2 separate regions of the Homo sapiens genome follow, and region 2 is linked to region 1. A link is a contact called in ENCODE Hi-C data. All regions are on one chromosome and are shown on one strand. The core of a region is the stretch at or near the end of the contact, and the rest is flanking DNA. Distances in the headings are between cores, read along the strand shown.

What was found. Hi-C counts contacts between places; a loop is a spot of excess contacts on that map. Pooled maps may share reads with other maps.
Region 2: a pooled map shows a loop between it and region 1 (9-fold over the local background). The contact joins the enhancer-like site here to the promoter of FAM53B in region 1. A Hi-C loop is called at or near these places in 2 of 168 maps with a recorded cell type or tissue (B cell and naive thymus-derived CD4-positive, alpha-beta T cell), 5 of 37 single-sample maps with no recorded cell type and 8 of 50 pooled maps.

What each region holds. Positions count from the first base shown.
Region 1 is chr10:124,742,753-124,746,177 of GRCh38, forward strand. FAM53B (family with sequence similarity 53 member B) reads right to left here and starts at 1,626. Exons shown (of 5, transcript NM_014661.4): 1 at 1,261-1,626. RefSeq lists silencers at 505-584, 675-884, 1,205-1,364, 1,415-1,524, 1,545-1,594 and 1 more.
Region 2 is chr10:124,223,070-124,226,494 of GRCh38, forward strand. No RefSeq gene overlaps it. Among named protein-coding and RNA genes, the nearest start is that of CHST15, 130 kb to the left of the region's middle. Within about 2 kb of position 1,687, at least 3 of the 41 ENCODE cell types and tissues checked have a DNase peak (open chromatin) inside an H3K27ac peak, as active enhancers do.

The DNA of each region.
Region 1 (3,425 bases), core at 376-2,875:
GCAAGGCGAGCGCGGCGGCGAAGGCGACGGCACAAATGCCCACCCCAGGATCCCAGACCCGGAATGCAAGCCATTCCGGGGGCCACTTTCCTAACACCACCGAGTCCGGAGATTGTACCGTATGGAAGACTCGGAGTGTGGCCTATAGGAGGCAGAATCCCATTCATCAAACGCTGCAAAGAGCTTTTCTTTGTTCACCATCGTCCTAAGTACAGTACGTGTTAATGAGCCCGGGCGGTCAGATGGAAGGAGCTCGGCTTCAGGGGGCGTCCGAACGCGAGGGACCCGGGCAAACCTGTCCGCGCGGTTCGTCGCTGCTGCGGCGCCCCGGCCCGTACTACAAGCATTGTTCCCCAAGTCCGAAAATGGGGGTGGAGAGCTGGGGGCTGGGGGACAAGGTGGGGGGGCGGGGGGAGCGAGAACACACTTGGGACAACACAAACCGCAAACCCTCCCCGGATTCTGGGTGTCCTCGTTTCTTTCGTCTCTGCCCCAAGAGAAACCCTGAGCGGGGAACCTGACTCCCACGGGCTTGCAAAATCCAAGACTAGCAAAAATGTGACTCGACCAGTGTGCCTGTGCCGGACGGCCCTTCTCGCCATGTGCAAAAGCCACGCCGGCGCGGACGCCCCCACTCCGCAAGCCCCAGCGGTGGCCTCCCCGCGGGCTTCCCCCGCCCGGGACAGAATGCCCCCTCACCCCCATCCTGACCGCCCCGGACAGTCCAGCAGCAGCGGAGCCCGCCGCCTCGCTCCCGCACCCCGGGGGTGGCGGGTGCAAACTTCCGCGAACAAAAGAGTTGTCTGCAAACGATGCGGGAACTTCGGGGCGAATGGGGCCGCCCGGCTCCCGAGACTCCGCGCCTCCTCCGCAGCGGCTAGTCAGGGCTCAAGTTGAGACGCGGAGAGGACACCCCCGGGCGCAGCAGTCCCCGCGCCCGCCCGCCCTGGCCTGGGGAGCGCAGACTTTTCCGCCGCAGCCAGGCTTGTTCTTCCCCATGCCTGTGCTCTGACAAGTCTCACGCCTGCATCAGGGGCGAGACCGAGCGCCCGGAGAAACCGCCCGACCCAACCCAAAGGCGAAACAAGGCAGAAAAAAAGGAAACCAGCAACATTAGGAAAAAAGAAAAAAAAAAGGCAAGCCCATTGCGCACGCGAGCCGGGCTCCCTCCAGCCAGCGGCCGGGACGCACACGGCCCGGACCTCGCTCGGGGCCAGCCCCCCGGCCACCGCCGCCGCCGCCCGGCCCCGGGTCGCTTACTGTGCGCGGCGGGGCGCTCCGGGCGCGGACCCCGCGCCGTCACCGCCAGCGCTCGCCAAGTCGTCCGGGGTGCCCGCCGCGCGTCCGCCGCGCGCACGCTCGCCTGCCGGCGCCGAGCGCTTTGTACGAGCGACTCCCGGGGAGGAGGAAATCGACTTGTCACTTCCTGAAGTGTTTGCAACTCGTCCCTTTAACCGGCACCGGCCAGGCCGCCCGCACCCGCCGCCGCCGCGGAGCCGCCAGACCGCGGCTGCGTGAACTCGGCCCGGCGCTTAGCGGGCGGTGTCGCGGGCCCGGGCGCTAGGCGCGGCGGCGGCGTGCAGGAGGCAGGCGGCGTGCGGCGGCGGCGGCAGGCGAGTGTGCAGTGCGCGCAGCCGCCGATGGGCGGGGAGTGAGGGACTCGCGGCGCGCCGCCGGCGGGGCTAGAGGGCGTCCTGCGGGCTCAGCCGCGCGCCGCTCGCCGCGCTCGCGCCTGCGAGGCCCCGGGACGCGGGAAGTGGCCCCGGGCCTGGGCCGCGCCACCGCGGCTGCCCGGGCCCCGCGCCAGAGGCCCTACGGGCTTCTCTCCCCGCCCCCAGCACGAGCCGGGATGAAAACGCTGGGCCGCATAGGCTTCAGGCGTCCAGCTTCCGGGTTGTTAGATGCCGAGGTTCAAAAGAAACGATCACTTCAGTGGCGTGCAGGACAGCGGGCGGGTGGGGTCGGGGAGGGGGGACCTTAAAGTGTTGTCACACTTTGGGAAAATAAAGCGCAAATTTCCTAACTCGGGGCGCTGTGACTGTGTACTTCAGAAGCCACATCCAAAATACATGCAACTGGCGAAGGAAGGATTTGTGGTTGCTAAGCAGAGGCAGAGCATGTTTAGTTCTGTAACTTAGGATGTTGACTTAAGTTCAGGAATGTAACCCTGATAGAATAAGCAGAGTATTTTCATTGTGCTGCTCACCTGGGGGAGGGGGATTGTTTTCCTTGTGAAGCCCTAGATTTCCCATTACTCCTTCCTACTGGTGTATGTTATTTTATTGACCTTGTATCCAAAAAGCGATTTTTAAAGAGAAGTTTTTTTAAAACTCCCTATGCCTGTTTTGTGTTCTCCTTTGCCAAAAAAACAAAACACCTCATTACTTTACATGGATTGTGTCTGCGCCATTTGAATGGTTCTATTCATAAATAAGGAAACTTTTTCTGTTGCTTCTAGGAACATTTAATTGGTTTTAATCCAATGTTTCAATCCCAGTATCAAACATAAATGAACAATTAACTTCTTGAGCTTTGTGTGCTTGGGAAACTATTATATTTCATGGCTATTGCTGAAATATTTCAGAATATCATCACACCGGACCCATTCTTTTCAGAAAAGCATGAACTGACATCTCCTTTCACACTACAGCTCGCTCCACTGAGTTCTGCTGCATGATTAGAATGGACAGCAATCAGTGGAAAGGATATGAGTCTATTCATTTCAAGTTACATGATGTGGGATAGAGTCAGTTCATCCTAGAAAGCCAAAATGAGCTAACATACAGAATACAGCATACTAAGATATTGATATCCTTACCCATATACGTTGCTTTTTAAAAATGCATTAAGGACCAATCTTGAAAGGAACAAGATCCAAGAACCGATGGTGAACAAAAGAAGGCCCAAGGAATAATCTAAGAATGCTGCTATGCTTAACGAAAAGAGTCAGTGTTTCCCTAAAGCCATCTGATATCACACAATCACCTCAGCCTTTCAGAGCTTTAAGGACAGAGTTTAATTTACTAACGTTTTATTAGGAAGCCTAGAGTGACTCCTGCTGGCAAACATTCAGTTTATTCCTACAATTACTAGTTCATCAGGTCAACTTAAAAAACAAGATGCAGGGTCCCAGGCCTGGAAACAATTATTACAACCATTATTCTTGTTGCTTTCAGGATGATTTGCGTTTCACATTCCAAGGATGGTGGTCATGGCCAGTTCCTCTGCTGTAACACCTCCTTTCCAACCTAAAGCAGCCTGTTTTTCTGGTTCTGAGGCTTTCTTGAGGCTGTCTAGAATATACTTGCTTAAGAAGTTATGCTATTAACCAATAAATAGTTACTTCTCATTTTCTAGATTTGTATCTCCAAAGGCTAAAAAGATATGCATACATTAAGACCTGTGTCACACTTAACCTTCCATAC
Region 2 (3,425 bases), core at 437-2,936, 520 kb before region 1:
GTATCAATAACCCAGGCAGGCCTTGCAGGGGGTTCAGGGAGCTCCTGAGAGTGACTTTCAGGCAGCTCGCTGTCCTGGCCAGAGCTAGTCCATCCCATCCCAGCCTCGGATGAAGAGCAAACCCTGAGGCAAGAGAGGATTGGGGGAGATTGACGACGATGCAGCTGGCTGCCAGCAACATCCCTGGCACCTAACATGCATTAAAGCTCATTATGTGCCAGGTTTCGTGCGAAACCTTGTAACTGCATTAGCACATTTATCCCTCAATCCTATGAGGTGAGAACCACTTTATCCCCATTTTACAGTGGAGGGAACGGAAGCCAAAAGCAATTAGGTTTCCTGCCTGGAGTCACAAAGCAGTCAAGGCTGGGCCAGGAGTCCAACCCAGGTGGTGTGACAGGCAGTCCGGACACTCTCCCGGCCACTTGGGCATCCTTGCACAGCTGAAGAGCCTGGACAGTAAGGGGAGGTACCACGCAAGGGCAGTGATGACAGGGCACAGCATAACCCTGCACCCCCTTACCCAGGCCTCTTTATAGATGCCCAGATTTGGGGCAGAACTGCCTGGCTGACTTTCCTGCATCAGTGACATTTGACACCTGACCTGGGAGGTTTTGAAGTGAGGAAAACTGATGACACATTTCTGCACATTCCCACTGTTCAATGCCAGCCGAGAACACTCTTGAGAAGTACAAGGGGTTTGGCTAAATCTCCTGCCTGGAATGGGACAAGAGCAGGTAAGAGGCAGCCCCCCTGTACACAGAAGCATCGGCAGGCAGGGTCATACGCATTCCCAGCAGGTTGTGCAGAGGTAGGCTCCTGGGTCAGCGGGAGGAACCCAAACACTGGTGATGACAAGGGCATGCCCAGGCCTTCCTGTGCACTTCCGAGAGCCAGGGCCTGGAGATGGGAACATGTAAGCCAGGCCATGAAGCACTGAGAAGTCTGTTTAACTAAAGTGGGCAGGGATGCTCAAGGACCCACCAGGAGATGGAAGGGGCTGCGGTCAAAGGCCCTGACGCTGGAGGTTTTCAGTCTCACCCCCTCCTTTCTGGCAGTAGAGGAATTCTGAGTGTTTCCCATCTCTTCCACCTCCTCATTTGCTGCTGTTTTCCAACCCTTACTTTAAATTCCCCACCAACATACACATGCACACACAAACACACAGCTTCTAGAGCCCCATCTCCATATATCAAGTGAAAAGAGTGATTTTCATGGGTAAACCTTGTTTCCCAAGGATGCAGCCTGGCCCTTGGTCAATGTGAGGGGAACTTAACCAGCTCCTCCAAGACTGAGATTTGGCTTCGAGTTCAGCATGGAGCCGGGACCCCCAGGGCTGGTCAGTGAAAGTGAGTGGAGCTGAATACCAACAGGGCTGGGGTGGAGTGGGTCCAGGGCCCACGCCACAGCCCTGGCTCTTTCCACGCTGCGGTGGCCACCTCAGCCCCAGCCTGTGTCTGGGATGCTGTCGAAGTAGCGAAGTGCTTCATGCACCAGCATCAGGTGGCCGTGATCAGGCTATGGGTTTAACGCAGCATGAAGATGGGTGGGGAATGGGATCACCTCTCTCTGCCTGCATCCCCCAGACCCTGGAGTCTGCTCCACAGAAGGCAGAAGCTGAGTGAGTGAGCTGGGAGGCCCGGGAAGCATATCTCCAGTGCCATTCCCAGTCTGGGCACCAGCCTCCTCTGCGCCCTGCGGGCTACGGGCCAGCCCCTGGGCTCCAGCCTCCCACGTACGATGCCTATTTGGAAGTGAACCAGGATAGAATTTCTAAGGGTTGAGCCACCTTCCTGGGATCACTTGCTGAGTCAGATGCTGCCAGAACCACAGAATGTCCCCAAAATTCACAAGACACCCATATCCTTTCTCAGGGCACCGGCTCATTTATGTGCAGGCTGAAGCTATTTGGTTTGTTCTAAAAAGCGTGGCACCAGCAGCTTCAGTTAAAGAGATCGCAAACTTTGCAGACACAAACAACTTGAAAAATAGGTCAAATCCTGTTTTGTACATTCACAGGGCTGCCTTTTCCAGCGTTTCTCCCTAAAATCAAATCAGCAGTGTATGTAAATGAGTTGAGAGAATTCATTACGTTAATTTATCTAATTTTGGAGGCAAACCTGAAACAAACAGCGCCTCACTTTCTAACACTCAGGCCCTCATAGAATATTGATTCCTGAGTTTTACTGGCCTTGCACGAAGGCCTTTTTATAGCCCCAAAGGAATGAGATCATCAGTTTCCTCAGGCATACAAATGTCCTGCTCAGAGGCCCTGAGACAGCATTCTCCAAGGTCATTTCAAGGGATGGCTGGCATGGTAGACCACCCAAAGCTCAGATTTGGGAGTCTATGGGACGTGCATGCAGAAGCACTGTGCCTGGGGCCACCGATCCCAGCAAGATCAACAGCTGCGAATGGCAAGTGGTCCCAGCAGAGGTGGCGGTGAGGTCCATATTATTTCAGGATCCTGGCAGTGTTCATGGTAGTAAGCTGTGGAATTAAGAATATTTCCAGGGCCAAGGCTGCCAGCAACAGAGCTGTGTTCATGGCAGAAAGAAGCCCAGACAAACAGTGATGGCTTCATCACCTCCTGCCTCTCAGTGGGCCAGTGTGATGTCCTCAGAATGATACATTTCACTGTGAAGAACCCCAAATTCCCATGTGACCCCGGAGCCAGCCGTTTTAGCAGACTAACCATGATTTTCATCCAGTTTTGTGAACAGTGATTGCCACTGCTGGCCAGTCCCTCAAGGCAGCCAAGTAGGTGCAGGACTGTATTTTATATTTGGAAGAACACAAGGAGCTCTGTCTGACCCCAAATGTCTCTTTGCTGCCTGTTGGTAGCTGGGGCCAAGGGTCTCCTGCAGCTAGGATCACAGGCCTTCAAGATGGGTGCAAGGCAGAGCACACAGAGCTCAGGGCACGCGGTGGACTGCTTTGCAGTCCTTGCTCTGCCTCGGAATACCGTGTGGAATATTGTGTACAATACCGTGTGGAATGCCATGTGGAATATTGTGTGGAATACCGTGTGAAATACCATGTGGAATATTTTGTGGGATACCGTGTGGAATATTGTACGGAATAACATGTGGAATAATGTGTGGAATAATGTGTGGAATACTGTGTGGATACCATGTGGAATAACGTGTGGAATACGGTGTGCAACACAGTGTGGAATACCATGTGGGATATTGCGTGGAATACCGTGTGGAATACAGTGTGGAACATTGTGTGGAATACTGTGAGGAATATAGTGTGGAATACTATGTGGAATATTGTGTGGAATACCATGCGGAACACTGTGTGGAATAACGTGGGGAATATTGTGTGGGATACCATGTGGAATAACGTGTAGAATATGGCGTGGAACACAGTGTGGAATACCACGTGGAACATTGTGTGGAATACTGTGTGGAATACAGTGT